Linked DNA regions of Homo sapiens: region 2 is linked to region 1. A link is an interaction called in ENCODE POLR2A ChIA-PET data of the cell type or tissue named here. Cell type or tissue: HepG2. All regions are shown on one strand. Each heading gives the region's core, and the rest is flanking DNA. Links, peaks and the distances in the headings are about the cores only.

Evidence for each region. ChIA-PET counts read pairs that join two places held together with the same protein. Peaks named below come from ENCODE experiments on the same cell type or tissue, not always from the same donor. Only the 100,000 strongest peaks of a DNase experiment are listed, where the experiment ranks them.
Region 2: POLR2A ChIA-PET joins it to region 1 with 8 read pairs; 4 of 35 experiments call an interaction of 5 or more read pairs at or near these places.

What each region holds. Positions count from the first base shown.
Region 1 is chr14:34,986,798-34,996,343 of GRCh38, forward strand. The region is part of intron 1 of SRP54 (signal recognition particle 54); the gene reads left to right. Among named protein-coding and RNA genes, the nearest start is that of SRP54, 8.6 kb to the left of the region's middle. In HepG2, for the core only: no CTCF peak of the experiment used is centred there; no DNase peak of the experiment used is centred there.
Region 2 is chr14:34,736,942-34,746,487 of GRCh38, forward strand. It overlaps the pseudogene RPL12P6. Among named protein-coding and RNA genes, the nearest start is that of CFL2, 27 kb to the left of the region's middle. In HepG2, for the core only: no CTCF peak of the experiment used is centred there; DNase peaks (open chromatin) are centred at 5,775 and 6,062.

The DNA.
Region 1 (9,546 bases), core at 1,848-5,847:
GAACTCGGAGGGCAGAGGTTGCAGTGAGCCGAGATTGTGCCACTGCACTCCAGTGGGCACAGAGTGAGACTCTGTCTCAAAAAAAAAAAATTGCTAGTTATTCATCATCCAGAGATAACAAATGTTATTTTAACAGTTTATTAAAATATAATTCTTGGCTGGGTGCGGTGGCTTAAGCCTGTCCCAACACTTTGGGAGGCCAAGGCAGGCAGATCACAAGGTCAGGAGATCCAGAGCATCCTGGCTAACAAGGTGAAACCCCATCTCTACTAAAAATACAAAAAATTAGCCGAGCATGGTGGCACTCCATGTAGTCCCAGCTACACGGGAGGCTGAGGCAGGAGAATCGCTTGAATCCAGAAGGCAGATATTGCAGTGAGCCGAGATCTTGCCACTGCACTCTAGCCTGGGTGACAGAGAGACACTACATCTGAAAAAAAAAAAAAAAAATATATATATATATGTGTGTGTGTGTGTGTATATATATATACACACACACACACACATAATTCTTAGTTCACCTAAAGTGTACAATTGAAAGGATTATAGTGTATTTACAAAGTTACGCAACTATCACCATAATCAATTTTCGTACATTTTTATTATCCCATGAAGAAACCCCATACCTATTAGCAATCATTCCCTATTTTACTCCATCTCCTGAGCCCTAAGCAACTATTAATCCACTTTCTGTCTCTGTAGATTTATGTATTCTGAACAATTCATGTGGAACCATAATATGTGATCTTTTGTGACTGGGTTTTTTCACTTATGTTTCGAAGATTAATCCATGTTGTGGCATATGTTCAGTACTTCATTTCTTTTTATTGCCTAGTGATATACCTTTGTATTTTATTCTACATTTTACTTATCCGTTCATAAGTTGAAGGATATTTGGGTTGTTTCTACTTTTTGGCTATTATGAATAATGCTGCTCTGACCATTCATGTACAAGTATTTGGATGATATCTTATTAAGATTTTGATTTACAATTCCCTGATGGCTAATATTTTTTAATACTTGTTTTTAGACTGTGTTTAACAAAATATGGATTATACTACATATGCAGTTTTGTAGTCTGCCTTTTGCATTTAAGCCTGTTTTTAGCATTAGCAAGCATATTTTACAAAAGAATTTTCCTAATTTTTGCTCCCCTCTTTACTCCCCGCCAAAACCATAAATTCTTGGGAAACCTTGCTTAAATTAATATACCTAGAAAATACAATCCATATTAATATATACCAGATTATTATTGGTTGTTACCATGGTATGGGAGTGGGTAGAATTAGGGGAATTATATTTTCTACCTTAAATATTTCTGTAATGTTTTAACTTTTACAGTGAAGATACATCATTTTGTAATCACAGAACATAAAGGTGAATTATTTCCTTGGGGAATAAGTAGATTCAGCATGAAAAACAGTTCCTAAATTTGAAAGTCATAATTAACATTGTAAAATTAGTCATTAAAATATATTTCACTAAGCTGGGTGCGGTGGTTCACGCCTGTAATCCTAGCACTTTGGGAGGCTGAGGTGGGTGGATCACGAGGTCAAGAGGTCGAGACCATCCTGGCCAACATGGTGAAACCCCGTCTCTACTAAAAATACAAAAATTAGGTGGGTGTGGTGGCATGCGCCTGTAGTCCCAGCTACTCAGAAAGCTGAGGCAGGAGAATCTCTTGAACCCAGGAGGTGGAGGTTGCAGTGAGCTGAGATCACACCACTGCACTCCAGCCTGGCGACAGAGTGAGACTCCATCTCAAAAAAAAAAAAAAAAAAATATATATATATATATAACATATATATATATAATGTATATATTTTACTAAATACAATACCTATAGGCCATTTTGTTAACTAAATTTACTTTTCTGTGGTCCTAGACTGTGAACACATATGCTGTGCAGAATTAAGAAAAATATTTAGTATTAAAGTCAGAAAAGCAAATACTGGTTATTAGCCTTTGACTGCTTTATAGAAAAGTATACAGTTGTCTCTTGCTATCTGGGGGGGATTGATTCCAGGACCAAAATCAGAGGATGCTCAAGTCCCTGATGTAAAATGGTGTAGTATTTGCATATGACCTATGCACATCCTTCCATGTACTTTAAAGCATCTCTAGATCAATACCTAATACAAAATGTAAATAGTTGTTATACCATATTTATATCCTTAAGAAAATACTTGTTATACTGTATTGTTTAGGGAATAATGACAAGAAAAGTCTGTACATGTTCACTAGAGACACAATTTTTTTTCTGAATGTTTTGATTTGTAGTTGGTTGAATCCATGGTTGTGAAGCCCCAGATACAGAAGGCTGACTGTACTATGTAGAAGTAATTTTTCTAAGTATATTTAGTTCTTGAGGCTAATATTGATTCAAAAAGTCATTGACAAGGACTTAGAAGAAAGGACTTTTGGCCAGGTGCAGTGGCTCATGCCTGTCTATAATCCGAGCACTTTGGGAGGCCACGGTGGGTGGATCACCTGAGGTCAGGAGTTCAAGACCAGCCTGACCAACATGGTGAAACCCTGTCTCTACTAAAAATACAAAAAATTACCTGGGCGTGGTGGTGGGCACCTGTAATCCTAGCTGCTCGGGAGGTTGCAGTGAGCTGAGATTGCCCCATTGCACTCCAGCCTGGGCAACAAGAGCAAAACTCTGTCTCAAAAAAAAAAAGAACTTTTTTGTAGGGATTATGTTGTAATAGGATTTGACATAGCTAATCATTAGACTCTGTTTATATAATCTCAGATCAGGCAAATCTGGCAGGAATATTTATAATTGTTTATGTAGAGAAAGGTGGGTTTTTGGACACTGCAGCTTCTGTTGAATAATAATCTGGCAGTTGTAATTGCCACTAAATTTTAAAGATTCCAGGAGTGGTTCCTGAATGATGGGACAGACACTTCTGTAAGATTGTTCAGAAAATTTCCAGCTTACTTACACTCCATATAATACAGAGAGAGATAGTTGGTATCATTAAAAAAAGAAAGGAAGTTAATAGTTAATATGCTAGGTTTTTGAAGACAGCTTTATATGTATTGTCTCATTTAATCCTCACAACAGCCCTTCAGGGTAACTACCTTGGTAATGGTATCTTCATTTTGCAAGTGAGGAAAGTGAGGCTCAGAGAGATTAAGTAACTTGCCCAAAGTAACACAGCCAGTATGTAACAGAGCTAGGATTTGAATCTAAGTCTGTCAGACTCCAAAATCTATGCTCTTTCCAGTACTTCACACTGCAGCAAGTAAGTGTGATACTTGGCCCTGTGATTGCCTTACTTAGGGCACCCAAAACTTCAGCCTGTTTCTATTGCTTACTATCCAAATCCTAGTCAGACCCCAGTTAGAAGACCCTGTGACTCGAGCCAGGATCAGTCCTTGTATGTACTGGTCTGATTGCAGTGATAGTTATCATTTCTTTCTGAACGTTGCAATTACTCCTCCACAAAGAGGAATATACATCTTTAAATATGATTAAAATGTGATTTCTTCTATTATAGCATAGCAGCAAAATTTGTCCTTGCAGTTTCCAGCAGGTGTATTCAACCCTATAATTTAAAGCTTCATTCATACTCTAGCCAAAGGACTATGGGAAGTCATTTTGCTTTTTTTTGGCAGGGAACGGCTGTTCTATTCCCTATCCTGCTTATATCATAAAATTGTTGTAAGAGTGAAATGAGATAATAGATGTTCAACTGTAAGAAAGTACTGTGTGGTAATCTCTTACCTTTCTAAAAGCCCCATCTAAGTAGAGATTCTTCCTTTGTGAAATTCTAGCATATACAGATTTATTTCTATAAATCGTTTTAGTTAGGCAAGAGAATCTTGAGAGTGTACTTGAATTGTAGATTACTCCAACCTGAGATTTAGGCTTAGCTATTAACATACAAAAGGTATTTTTCACTTTAGTGTACATATTAGAACAAGGTGAGGTTAATTTTTAAGTATCTTGTTGGAAATGCATGGCAGGGAAATTCTGAAGAAGAATTATAAGTAATGACAAATAAATATATTTAATGTACAGTACAAATTACCCAAGTTATTGTTTTTCTTTTGATTCATCATATTATCTTCATTGATTTATTTTAGTGGCTTTTAAAGATATTTGCAGTGCCTTTCATGACTTTAGTTCTCTGGTCTCGCTTTTTCCCTAAGGCCTTAAATACATCATTTCATTCATTCATAATGTTCATTTTTATTAAGGATTTACTGTATAAGGCTGAGGATAGATAAAGCAGTGAGCTCACAGGAGAAAGCAAAAGAGGCAAAAATCCCTGCCCTTGTGCAGGTTAAATTTCTTTTCTTTTTTTTTTTTTTTTTTTTGTTGTTGTTGTTGTTGTTGAGATGGAGTTTTGCTCTTTCACCCAGGCTGGAGTGCAGTGGCACGATCTGGGCTCACTGTAACCTCCACCTCCTGGGTTCAAGCGATTCTCATGCCTCAGCCTTCTGAGTACCTGGGATTACAGGCATCTGCCACCGCGCCTGGCTAATTTTTGTATTTTCAGTAGAGATGGGGTTTCACCATGTTGGCCAGGCTGGTCTCGAACTCCTGACCTCAGGCAATCCACTCACCTCGGCCTCCCAAAGTGCTGGGATTACAGGCATGAGCCACCACACCTGGCCACAGCTTACATTTCAATAGTGAGATTATAGGTGACAAATAATATAAATAAGCCATATGTCAGTTGATAATAGAACAATAGGAAAAAATAAAGGGAAGAGGGTTGCAGTTTTAAATAAGTGATTAGGGAAGACCTCATTGAGAAATGGCATCTGGACAAATCTGAAGGAAATGAGGGAGGGAGTTATGTTGTCAAGCAGAGGAAGAGCATGCTGGCTAGTACCGAGACACTGAGGTGGAAATGTGTAGCAGCAATAGCAAGGAGGTCAGTATGATTAAAATCAGTCATGCGTGTGTGTTGGGGGTGGGGGGTGGAGGGGGCCTTACAGTCCATTCTGAGGACTTTACATCTGTGTGCAATGGAAGTCATTGAGATTTTAAGCAAAATTCTAACACGGAGTTTTCAGGAACACATCATCCTTGGACATTGTAGAGGAAACACTGTAAGTTAAAGGTATTATTAGATGTTCTTACTCCTCTACTGAAATGCAGGATTTTATTTTGTTTTTGTGTTTTGTGTTTTAAGACGGAGTTTTGCTCTTGTCATCCAGGCTGGAGTGCAGTGGCACCATCTCGGCTCACTGCAACCTCCGCCTCCTGGTTCAAGCAATTCTCCTGCCTCAGTCTCCAGAGTAGCTGGGATTACAGGCATCTGCCACCAAGCCTGGCTAATTTTTGTGTTTTTAGTAGAGATGGGGTTTCGCCATGTTGACCAGGCTGGCCTTGAACTCCTGACTTCAGGTGATCCACCCGCCTTGGCCTCCCAAAGTGCTGGGATTACAGGCGTGAGCCACTGGGCCCGGACAGATTTTGTTATTTTATATATTAAAACTATATGTATTCATGTATTATATAATAAAATATATTTTTTAAATTTAAGGCAAAAATGTTTTAAAATACACACTGCCAGTAACTACTTGCAGAAGGAAAAGTATATTGGAAAACCTCACAGAAGTTTTTAAAATTTTTAAATTTAAAACAACCAGTTAACATGGAAAGTTAGATTTATATTTAAGAATTTACTAGGCAGCCATAAAAAGAATGAAATCATGTCCTTTGCAGCAACATGGATGGAGCAGGAGGCCATTATCCTAAGAGAACTAATTCAGAAACAGAAAATCAAGTATCTCATGTTCTCACTTATAAGTGAGAGCTAAACATAGGTACCCATGGACATAAAGACGAAAGTAGTAGACACAGACCATTCCAAAATGGAAGAGTTTGGGAGAAGACTGAGGATTGAAAAAGTACCTCTTGGGTTCAAGGTTCAATATTTGGGTCATGTGTGTATAAGTCCAGTCCCCACCATTACACAGTATACCAGTGTAACAAACATACACATGTACCCTCTGAATCTAAAATAAATTAATTAAAAAAATTAAAGACACTTCCTAAAGTTTGCCCCCCCAAAAAGTTAACTAGTATGGCTTATTTATTTATTTATTTATTTATTTATTTGGAGATGGAGTCTCACTCCATCTCATCACAGTGATGTGATCTCGGCTCATTGCAACCTCCACCTCCTGGGTTCAAGTGATTCTCCTGCCTCACACTCCTGAGTAGCTGGGACTACCGGAGTGCACCACCATACCCGGCCAAGTTTTGTATATTTTGTAGAGATGGGGTTTCACCATGTTGGCTAGACTGGTCTTGAACTCCCAACCTCAAGCAATCTGCCTGCCTTGGCCTCCCAGAGTGCTGGGATTATAGGCGTAAACCACCATGCCTGGCTTAGTATAGCTTTTTAAAATGAAAGATGATCTGTTTATGACATGACCTCTAAAAAAGTTAATTGTGGTGTCATAAATAGGATTCTATCACTCCCAGTACCACCATGGTGAAGGATATAAACTGAAACATCTGAATCTTATTTCTTAAATGAAGAATATTAATTTAAGGATCAATAATTATTTTGTATAATGGGTATGGCATAAGAAATAAAAAGTCCTGGATCTTTTCCATGAGGTGGTTGGCTCTCAGGTTAAGTAACAATGTAATTGTAAAAAAATCTTATGGTAAGCAATTTTTTTTTCAATTTCATCAAGTATTGGTAGTAAGTTTTTTTTAAGTTCTAAATTACCAAATTGTACTTGAGTGAAAGTGTAGTGTTTAATTTGTAGCTCAGCCTGGGATATCTGTTTGCCAGTGATAGGTCCTCAAATGCATTTTCCCTTCCTGCCTTTTTATGATTCCTCTCACCTCTTTACTTTCTCTATGGTGAATGAGTCAGCTATTTCATCTTCCTGTTTGTCTTAAAATTAATTAATTAATTTATTTATTTATTGAGATGGAGTTTCACTCTTGTTGCCCAGGCTGGAGTGCAATGGCATGATCTCCAGCTCACCGCAATCTCCACCTCCCGGGTTCAAGCGATTCACCTGTCTCAGCCTCCCAAGTAGCTGGCATTACAGGCATGTGCCACCATACCTGGCTAATTTTGTATTTTTAGTAGAGACGGGGTTTCTCCATTTTGGTCAGGGTGGTCTCGAACTCCCAACCTCAGGTGATCCGCCTGCCTCGGCCTCCCAAAGTGCTGAGATTACAGGCATGAGCCACCGCACCTGGCCCAAAATTTATTTTTTTTAATACGGACTTTCTCTCTTGTTGCCCAGGCTGAGTGCAGTGGCGCGATCTCAGCTCACTGTAACCTCTGCCTCCCATCTTCAAGCGATTCTCCTGCCTCAGCCTTCTGAGTAGCTGGAATTAAAGGTGCCTGCCACCATGCCCAGCTAATTTTTTTTTTGTATTTTTAGTAGAGATAGGGTTTTGCCATGTTGGCCAGGCTGGTCTCGAACTCCTGACCTCAGATGATCCACCCACCTCGGCCTCCCAAAGTGCTGGGATTACAGGCGTGAGCCACCACGCCTGGTGCTGTTTCTCTTATTTTTAATCTCCTGTGTATTCTGTAGAAGGGATCTAGTCTGGATAATCTTGGTTGACTAAATTAGACTACATTAGTTTGGAAGGGTTACCAAAACAGTTGTTTTGAAGAGTTACCTTTTCTGCTAATATTGTTCATATTGGAAAATTGATATTCCCCAGACCGTGTTTTTAGAGCCCTTTGAAATCTCTGTTTCCTTCTAACTGTATACACCTCTGTCCTAAGCAGAATGTTTTGTTTCCTGTCCCCTAAATAATGCTCAGTGATCCATAAGTACAGTGCATATATAAGGCATAAGTATGTCCCAGACTTACCTCTCTCTCCATTTCTGCTTATGCTATTTCATCTTCCTCAAATTCCCTTTTGTCTTCTCCACTTACTCAAATTCTACTCTTATTTCAGGACCAAATTCATACTCAGTCTTTCCAATAAAGCCTATACTCTCTGCCTTAGTCTAAAATTCTTCCTTTTCTGTTTTCTTTTTTTGTGGAGACAGAGTCTCACTCTGTCACCCAGGCTGGATGGAGTGCAGTGGTGTGATCATGACCTCCTTGGCTCAAGCAATCCTCCCCTCACCCTCCCGAGTAGCTGGGACTACAGGCACATGCCGCCATGCCTGGCTACTTTTTTTTTTTTTTTTTTTTTTTTTTTAAGAGTTGAAGTCCTGCCTGCTATGTTGCCCAGGCTGGTTTCCAACTCCTGAGCCCAAGTGATCCTCCTTCCTTGGCCTCCCAAAGTGCTGGGATTACAGACATGAGCCACTGTACCTGGCCTTTTTTTTCCTTTTTTTTTTTTTCTTGTTCCAGAGAAGCAGAATCAATAAAGGGTGTGTGTGTGTGTGTGTGTGTGTGTGTGTGTGTGTGTGTGTGTGTGTGTGTGTAGAGAGAGAGAGGGAGAAATGGATATAAAGATATGTATTTATTATAAGGAATTGGCTCAGGCCGTTATGGAGACTTAAGTTTCAAGATCTGTAGGATGAGTTGGCAAGCTGGAGACCCAGGAGAGCCCATGGTGTAGATCCAGTCTGAATCTGAAGGCCTGAGAACTCAGAGAGCCATTGATGTAGTTTTAATCCAAAGGCTTGAGACCCACAAAGAACCAGTGTTTCAGTTTGAAGGCAAGAAAAGCTGATGTCCCTGTTAGCAGTCAGACAGGAGGAATTCTCTCTTAGTGTTTATTTTAGTGTTCATTTGTGTGCCTTGTCTTACCAGCTAGTAGGTAAGCATCTTGAGGGCAGGGACTACAAATCATATTTGCTTGTTTATCATCCATAAGCCCTTGCATCCTTACAAGTAGTAAGTACATCTAATATGTAATACTTTTATAAAACAGTAAGATTTTAGAGCTGGAAAGGGTTTTTGACTCTTAGTTAACTGAAACAGAAAGTCTGTTGCATGTGACTATTTTTTGGAAGAACCAGGATCAGAATTTTATTTTCGGTTCCTCATCAAGGGCTTTTTCTAATAATTCTTATTAATAATAAATGATAACTTAAATCATTATCCTATTTTAGAGTTTTCCTGGAATCAGAAACAGGTTTAAAATGGGAAGAGAACCAGCCTTGGCAACATAACATAGTGAGACCCCGTCTCTACAGATAATAAAAATTAGCTGGGCATGGTGGCATGCACCTGTGGTCCCAGCTACTTGGGGGGCTAAGGCAGGAGGATTTCCTGCGCCCAGGAAGTTGAGGCTGCAGTCAGCTGTGATCACACCACTGCACTCCAGCTTGGGTGACAGAGTGAGACCCTGTCTCAAAAAAAAAAAAAAAAGAGTAAAATAATATACCTCTTTCCTTTGTGGTTAGAAGAATAAAATGAAATAATGTATGTGGAATCACTTAGTATAGCGCTTCGATATAGCTGATAGCTGAACAGTTGCTTTTTTTGTACTAGAAAAGTTATTAAAACCTTTTTTCTTTTTTTTGCTTAGGAGCAAGAATCAAAATAGTTTGCAGAGTCCTTTAATGTGGGAAATTAGGCAGTATTCCTGGAGATTTCACCTTTTTCTCCTCTTTTAATTTAAAAATGTGCAT
Region 2 (9,546 bases), core at 3,345-7,344, 250 kb before region 1:
CTTTAAGTTCTGGGGTACATGTGCAAAACGTGCAGGTTTGTTACGTAGGTATACATGTGCCATAGTGGTTTGCTGCACCCATCAACCCGTCATCTACATTAGGTATTTCTCCTAATGCTATCCCTCCCCTAGCCCCACACCCCCCGACAGGCTCCAGTGTGTGATGTTCCCCTCCCTGTGTCCATGTGTTGTCATTGTTCAATTCCCACTTCTGAGTGAGAACATGCAGTGTTTGGTTTTCTGTCCTTGTGTTAGTTTGCTGAGAATGTTGGTTTCCAGCTTCATCCATGTCCCTGCAAAGGACATGAATGCATCCCTTTTTATAGCTGCATAGTATTCCATGGTGTGTATGTGCCACACTTTCTTTATCCAGTCTATAATTGATGGGCATTTGGGTTGGTTCCAATCTTTGCTATTGTGAATAGTGCCGCAATAAACATACGTGTGTATGAGACTTTATAGTAGAATGATTTATCATCCTTTGGGTATATACCCCGTAATGGGATTGCTGGGTCAAATGGTATTTCTGGTTACATCCTTGAGGAATCGCCACACTGTCTTCCACAATGGTTGAACTAATTTACACTCCCACCAACAGAGTAAAAGTGTTCCTATTTCTCCACATCCTGTCCAGCATCTGCTGTTTCCTGACTTTTTAATGATCGCCATTCTAACTGGTGTGAGATGGTATCTCATTGTGGTTTTGATTTGCATTTCTCTGATGGCCAGTGATGATGAGCATTTTTTCATGTGTTTCTTGACTGCATAAATGTCTTCTTTTGAGAAGTATCTGTTCATATCCTTTGCCCACTTTTTGATGGGGTTGTTTGATTTTTTCTTGTAAATTTGTTTAAGTTCTTTGTAGATTCTGGATAGTAACACTTTGTCAAATGGATAGATTGCAAAAATTTTCTCCCATTCTGTAAGTTACCTGTTCACTCTGATGATAGTTTCTTTTGCTTTGCAGAAGCTCTTTAGTTTAATTAGATCCCATTTGTCAATTTTGGCTTTTGTTGCCATTGCTTTTGGTGTTTTAGTCATGAAGTCTTTGCCCATGCCTATGTCCTGAATGGTATTGCCTAGGTTTTTTTTCTAGGGTTTTTACGGTTTTAGGTTTTTTTTTTTTGAGACGGAGTCTCGTTCTGTTGCCCAGGCTGGAGTGCAGTGGCACAATCTTGGCTCATTGCAACCTCCGCCTCCCAGGTTCACGCGATTCTCCTGCCTCAGCCTCCTGAGTAGCTGGGATTATAGGTGCACACCACCATACCTGGCTAATTTTTTGTGTATTTTTAGTAGAGACAGGGTTTCACTGTGTTGGCCAGACTGGTCTCGAACTCCTGATCTTGTGATCCTCCCACCTCGGCCTCCCAAAGTGCTGGGATTACAGGCATGAGCCACTGCGTGCAGCAGGTTTTAGGTCTTACGTTTAAGACTTTAATCCATCTTGAGTTAATTTTTGTTTAAGGTTTAAGGAAGGGGTCCAGTTTCAGTTTTTTGTGTATGGCTAGCCAGTTTTCCCAGCACCATTTATTAAATAAGGAATCATTTCCCCAATGCTTGTTTTTGTCAGGTTTGTCAAAGATCAGATGGTTGTAGATGTGTGGTGTTATTTCTGAGGGCTCTGTTCTGTTCCATTGATCTATATATCTGTTTTGGTACCAGTACCATGCTGTTTTGGTTACTGTAGTCTTGTAATATAACTTGAAGTCAGGTAGCGTGATGCCTCCAGCTTTGTTTTTTTGCTTAGGATTTTCTTGGCTATACGGTCTCTTTTTTTTTTGGTTCAATATGAAATTTAAAGTAGTTTTTTCTAATTCTGTGAAGAAAGTCAGTGGTAGCTTGATGGGGATAGCATTGAATCTATAAATTACTTTTGGCAGTATGGCCAGTTTCACAACATCAATTCTTCCTATCCATGAGCATGGAATGTTTTTCCATTTGTTTGTGTCCTCTCTTATTTCCTTGAGTAGTGGTTTGTAGTTCTCCCCCTTGTAAGTTGTATTCCTAGGTATTTTATTCTCTTTGTAGCAGTTGTGAATGGGAGTTCACTCATGATTTGGCTCTCTGTTTATTATTGGTGTATAGGAATGCTTGTGATTTTTGCACATTGATTTTGTATCCTGAGACTGCTGAAGTCGCTTAACAGCTTAAGGAGATTTCAGGCTGAGACAATGGGGTTTTCTAAATATACAATCATGTCATCTGCAAACAGAGACAATTTGACTTCCTCTCTTCCTGTTTGAATACGCTTTATTACTTTCTCTTGCCTGATTGCCCTGGCCAGAACTTCCAATACTATGTTGAATAGGAGTGGTGAGAGAGGACATCCCTGTCTTGTGCCGGTTTTCAAAGGGAATGCTTCCAGTTTTTGGCCATTCAGTATGATATTGGCTGTGGGTTTGTCATAAATAGCTCTTACTATTTTGAGATACATTCCATCAGTACCTAGTTTATTGAGAGTTGTTAGCATGAAGGGGTGTTGAATTTTGTCAAAGGCCTTTTCTGCATCTATTGAGATAATCATGTGGTTTTTGTCATTGGTTCTGTTTATGTGATGGATTACGTTTATTGATGTGCATATGTTGAACCAGCCTTGTATCCCAGGGATGAAGCCCACTTGATCATGGTGGATAAGCTTTTTGATGTGCTGCTGGATTCGGTTTGCCAGTATTTTATTGAGGATTTTTGCATCGACGTTCATCAGGGATATTGGTCTAAAATTCCCTTTTTTTGTTGTGTCTCTGCCAGGCTTTGGTATCAGGATGATGCTGGCCTCATAAAATGAGTTAGGGAGGATTCCCTCTTTTTCTATTGTTCGGAATAGTTTCAGAAGGAATGGTATCTGCTCCTCTTTGTACCTCTGGTAGAATTTGGTTGTGAATCCATCTGGTCCTGGACTTTTTTTGGTTGGTAGGCTATTACTGCCTCAATTTCAGAACTTGTTATTGGTCTATTCAGGGATTCAACTTCTTCTTGGTTTGACTTGGGAGGGTGTATGTGTCCAGGAATTTATCCATTTCTTCTAGATTTTCTAGTTTATTTGCGTAGAGGTGTTTATAGTATTCTCTGATGGTAGTTTGTATTTCTGTGGGATCAGTGGTGATATCCCCTTTATCATTTTTTATTGCATCTATTTGATTCTTCTCTCTTTTCTTCTTTATTAGTCTGGCTAGCAGTCTATCTATGTTGTTGATCTTTTCAAAAAACCAGCTCCTGGATTCATTGATCTTTTGAACGGTTTTTCATGTCTCTATCTCTTTCAGTTCTGCTCTGATCTTAGTTATTTCTTGTCTTCTGTTAGCTTTTGAATTTGTTTGCTCTTGCTTCTCTTCTCTAGTTCTTTTTTTTTCACCAGTTGTCAAATGATTCTTTACTGAAATATTTTCCTTTGTGCTTAACTGGCTGGGCATTCCACAGCACCAATGTTGATGTGATCTATGATGTCATGAGGGTGGCGGCCATCAACGTTACAGCCCACAGACTGGGCAGTCCCCAGGATCTCTTTAATGGTTCCAGAGAGTTCTCTGGCTAAGGATCAGTGCCGCATCTGTCAAGCAATGTTGACGATCTCATCAAAAGTGATATTCCCACGGTGTTTAATGTTTTTCTATTTCTTTCTGTGTCTTGGTGGTTCCTTAAGAGCTTTGATGATTAGGGCAGAGGCAGAAGGCACCACTTCAATCTGGGCCTGTCTGTTCTGAATGGTCAGTTTCACTGTAATCCTCAGGCCCTTCCAGTCACCCGTTGCCTTGGCAATGTCATCACCAACCTTTTTTGGAGACAGACCCAGGGGGCCGATCTTGGGGGCCAGGGCAGAAGTGGCACCGACTTCACCTCCGGTGCACCTCAGGTATACGACTTTGATTTCGTTGGGGTCGAACTTTGGCGGCATGGTGGAGGCGGCTGGTGCGGAATGACCAAAGAAAGTTGCACCTTGGCCTCCTCCAAGCCGAAAGCCGAGAGCTCTCTAGTTCTTTTAATTGTGATGTTAGGGTGTCGATTTCAGATCTTTCCTGCTTTCTCTTGTGGGCATTTAATGCTATAAATTTCCCTCTAAACACTGCTTTAGATGTGTCCCAGAGATTCTGGTACATTGTGTCTTTGTTCTCATTGGTTTCAAAGAACTTACTTATTTCTGCCTTAATTTCGTTATTTACCCAGTACTCATTCAGGAGCAGGTTGTTCAGTTTCCATGTAGTTGTGTGGTTTTGAGTGAGTTTCTTAAGGGAATTGTTGGCAAGATGGCCAAATAGGAACAGCTCTGGTCTGCAGCTCCCAGCGAGACTGATGTGGAAGGTGGGTGATTTCTGCATTTCCACCTGAGGTACCTGATTTATCTCATTGGGACTGGTTGGACAGTGGGTGCAGCCGACAGACAGCAAGCCGAAGCAGGGTGGGGTGTTGCCTCACCTGGGAAGCACAAGGGGTTGGGGAACTCCCTCCCCTAGCCAAGGAAGTCCCACTAAGGGACTGTGCCATGAGGAACACTGCACTCCAGGCCAGATACTGCGCCTTTCCCATGGTCTTCACTTTTTTTTTTTTTTTTTCCAAGACAGGGTCTTGTTCTGTCACCCAGGCTGGAGTGCAGTGGCGTGATCTCGGCTCACTGCAACCTCTGCCTCCCGGGTTCAAGCAATTCTCCTGCCTCAGCCTCCTGAGTAGCTGGGATTATAGGTGCATGCCACCACGCCCAGCTAATTTTTGTGTTTTTAGTAGAGACGGGGTTTCACCATGTTGGCCAGGCTGGTCTTGAACTCCTGACGTTGTGATTCTCCTGCCTTGGCCTCCGAAAGTGCTGGGGTTACAGGCGTGAGCCACCGTGCCTGGCCGAGTGACATACATTTTTAGCTCTACTAAGAAAGAGTTCAAGCTAAGAGTCTTTGATCTTCTAGGATTTCTAACACATGTGAACTCTACATGCTTTCTGTAATTCTACCAGATGTAGCCAAATTGTTCATAGTGAGTCCATCAACTTATAACTAGCTTTAGTTACAGATCTCTTGCCTTCTACTATTATACAGGGTGGATTTTCAGATGCGGATGTTCTTTTGATTTGTGGTTTGCCCATTTCCTTCCAAGAAGTTGTCAAAAATGGCCTGGACTGGTGGAACCTTTACCATAGTTTATGCTGAGATAGCATTATTATGCCAGTTAAACAAATGCAATACTTTGAAGACTCTGACCTAGTTAGTTTAGACTTTAGAGTGAAAAAACCTGAAATGAAATAGAGGAAGAGTATTAAGGTAGAAGCATATAGCTTGGGGGAAAATATATCTATTTTTTCATTTTGTTTATTGTATTCTCTTTTTTTTTCTCAATTTTTTTTACCTCCTCTTTGACCCATGGATTATCTAAAAGTATTTTGTTTAGTTTGGAGATTTTCCTGTTATGTTTCCATTATTGATTTCTAGTTTGATTTCATTGTGGCCACAGATTACATTTTACATAATTTCAGTTCTTTTAAATTTAAGGTTTGTTTTATGGCCCAGGATATGATCTGTCTTGGTGTATGTTCTGTTGTTGTGTTCTGTTGTTGGGTGGAGTTTTTCTAAGCCTGTATGTTACTGGTTGATGTTATTGTTTAGTTCTTTTATATCATTGCTGATTTTCTGCCTAGTTGTTCTAGTAATTGTTAAGAGGGAAGTGTTGAAGTCTCCGTCTGTAACTGTAGGTTTGTCTATTTCTCCTTTCAGTTCTATCAGCTTTTGCTTCATATATTTTGTGGCCCTAAACGCATGCACACTTCAGGTTAACATTCTTGGCTGGGTGCCATCATTGCAGCACTTTGGGAGGCCAAGGCAGGTGGGTCGCTTGAGCTGAGGATTTCGAAACCAGCCTGGGTAACATGGCGAAACCCCATCTCTACCAAAAATACAAAAATTAGCCGGGCATGGTGGCGTGTGCCTGTGGTCCTAGCTACTCAGGAGACTGAGGTGGGAGGGTCACCTGAATCTGGGGAGTTTGAGGCTGCAGCGAGCTGAGATTGTGCCACTGCATTCCAGCCTGGTGACAGAGTGAGACCCTGTATTTAAAAAAAAAAAATCCCCTGCACTCTTATTTATTCAGCCCTCCCTACCCACAACTCATAGTTCTTGGCCAATCTCTCTCTCTCTCTTTTTTTTTTTTGAGACAGTGTCTCTGTCTAGTGTCCAGGTTGGAGTGCAATGACCAGATCTCAGCTTATTGCAACCACTACTTCCTGGGTTCAAGTGATACTTCTGTCTCAGCCTCCCAAGTACCTGGGGCCACAGGCATGAGCCACCACTCCTGGCTAATTTTTGTATTTTTTGTAGAGACAGTGTTTCACCATATTGCCCAGGCTGATCTCGAACTCCTGAGCTCAAATGATCATCCTAACTCAGCTTCCCAAAGTGCTGAGATTAGAGGTGTGAGCTACTCCACCCAGCCTAGATAACTTCTTTTTTTTAATTTTTATTTTTAGATGGAGTCTCGCTCTGTCGCCCAGGCTGGAGTGCAGTGGCATGATCTCGGCTCACTGCAACCTCTGCCTCCCGGGTTGACGCCATTCTCCTGCCTCAGCCTCCCAAGTAGCTGGGACTACAGGTGCCTGCCGCCACTCCTGGCTAATTTTTTGTATTTTTAGTAGAGATGGGGTTTCACCGTGTTAGCCAGGATGGTCTTGATCTCCTGACCTCATGATCTGCCCACCTCAGCCTCCCAAAGTGCTGGGATTATAGGCGGGAGCCACCACGCCTGGCCTTTTTTTTTTTTTTTTTTTTTTTGAGAAAGAATCTCACTCTTGTTGCCCAGGCTGGAGTGCAGTAGTGTAATCTTGGCTCACTGTAACCTCTACCTCTGGGTTCAAGTGATTCTCCTGTCTCAGCCTCCTGAGTAGCTGGGATTACAGGTGCATGCCACCATGCCCGGCTAATTTTTGTATTTTTAGTAGAGATGGGGTTTCACCATGTTGGCCAGGCTGGTCTCGAAATCCTGACCTCAAGTGATCTACCCGCCCTGGCCTCCCAGAGTGCTGGGATTACAGGCGTGAGCCACTGTGCCCGGCCAACAGTTTTGTTTTTGAACAAAACTCGAACAGTTTGTTCCTGAAAAATATTGCGCCACTTCTTTCTCCCACCATTTTCTAGTGTGTTCTAATTGATTTCCCCTTATACGTAAAATGTCACTCATTTTCTGCTGGCTATTTTCAAGATTTTTTTGTCTTTAGTTTTCAGAAAATTAATTATGATGTCTTGGCATGGATTTCTTTGGGTTTATCCTTTTCAGAGTTTGTTCACCTTCTTGAATCTGTGGGTTGTCTCTTGGGGAATTTTGAGTTATTTCTTTGAGGGCTTTGTTAGTCCCACCTTTTTTCTCCTCTGCTTTGGCAACTCTGATGACATGAATGTTAGTTTTTTTTTTATTATAGTTCCCTAAGGTCATGTTCAATTTTGTTCAATCTGTTTTTTCTCTGTTGCTCAGATTGGGTAATATGTATTCTAGTTTACTGATTCTTTCCTCTCTCTCCTCCATTGTCCTGTTGGGTCCATCCACTGAGATTTTTCTTTTGGTTACTGTGCCCTAAATTTTCCATTTGGTTCTTCTTCATAACTTCTGTATTCTGAGACTTTGTATTTCTTTGCTGAGTGCAGTAGGCAGAATGGTCCTCCAAAGATGTCCATGTCTTAATCCCTGGAACTGTGAATATGTTACTCTACATGGCAAAATAAACTTTAAAATAATGTGCTTGAGGATTTGAACAGGGGGATTAGCTTGGATTGTCTGGTGGGTGCAATCTAATTACATGGGTCCTTAAAATCAGAGAAACTTTCCTGCTTGTGGTTAGAGGAAGATGTGACAGAAAGGCACAGAGATGTCATGTTGCTGGCTTTGAAGATGGAGGAAGAGGGCTACATGCCGAGGAATGTGGGTAGAAGCTGGAAGGAGCGAGGAAATAGATTCTCCCTTAGGGTCTCTACAAAGTAACAGCCTTGTGGACAAATTGATTTAGCCCAGTTAAGACCCATGTCAGACTTCTAACCTACAGCTAACGAATCTGCATTAAGCTGGTGAATTTGTGGTGATTTGTTATGGCAGCAATAGGAAACTAGTACACTGAAGCTACTTTATTTGTTTCAGGGATGTTCATAATTGCTCATTGAAGCATTTTCATCATGGCTGCTTTAAAATCTTTGTCAATTGTTCTAACATGTCATTTTGGTGTTGACATCTTTTTTTTCATTCAGTTTCAATCTTCTTGGTTCTTCGTATGAATGATTTTTTATTGAAATGCGGACATTTTCGTATTGTTATGAGCCTTTTATTTTTTGTTGCAAAAAAATAAAAATAAAGTCTCATAACAGTATAAAAATGTCTGGGTCTCAATCTGTCATTCAGGCTGGAGTGCAGTGGCTTGCTCTCGGCTCACTGCAACCCCCACCTCCCACACTCAAGCGATTCTCCCACCTCAGCCTCCCGAGTAGCTGGGACCACAGGCATGTGCCAGCATGCCCAGCTAATTTTTGTATTTTTTGTAGAGACAGGTTTTGCCATATTGCCCAAGCTGGTGTCGAACTCCTGGGTTTGGCCGGCTTTGGCCTCCCGAAGTGCTGGGATTCCAGTCATGAGCCACCATGCCCAGCCCATGATGAGACTTAATACCTTATTTAAACCTAGTTTTAGCTGGCTTTCTGTGACACCATTCTGGCAAAGAAAGCTGGGTTGCTTCCTTGTAACTGCCAGATACAAGTAGAAGTCCAAGTTCTCCTGCCAGCCTCTTTGACACCAGAAAGGGGGTGCTCCTTGCTATTGGTGGGCAGATGTGTGAATCAGCCCCCCAGACGGTCTGTACTGACACTGGGAGGGATTGGGGGTATCTCATTTCTGCCAGCAGGGATGAAAGGCCAGGTTCCTTACTTTGCCTTTCTTGTTCCTTACTTCTCTGACACCACTCCGGTGGGTGCACTGTACCGCCTCATTTTATCCTTCTGGGGATGGAAGTGTAGACTCCCTGCTTGTTCTTTGTTGGTGTGGATATGGGTAGGGCCAGGGTTGGTTGGTTGGTTTGTTTTTTGTGGTGTTTGGCTGGGATAGTGGTTATTGTCTAGGTTTTCTGTCTTATTAGGCTGCCCCTGTCCTAGTTCTTTGGCTAGAGAGGCTTTTGTTGTGGCTTTACACTTCGTCTGTGCCACTTGGCATTTTCAAGTTTCCGCTTCTTTAGCATCAAGTCTGATATATAAGTCAAAAAGAAAACCTAGGGAACTTACCACTGTCTTTCCTCTGGTCCCAAGGTCCTTTAGTCAGTCTGACTTATTGTCACCTTTCAGTCTTATTTTTGTTTTATATAGAACGTCCAGGGTTTTTAGCTATACTGAGTGGGAGGAATAGGAGAGAAGATGCCTGCTTCGTCTTACCAGAAATGGAAGTCTGTCTAAAGACCACTTATTCTTTTTTTTTTTCGAGATGGAGTCTTGCTCTGTCACCCAGGCTGGAGTGCTGTGGTGCGATCTCAGCTCACTGCAACCTCTGCCTCCTGGGTTCAAGTAGCTGGGATTACACAGGCATGTGCCACCACACCCGGCTAATTTT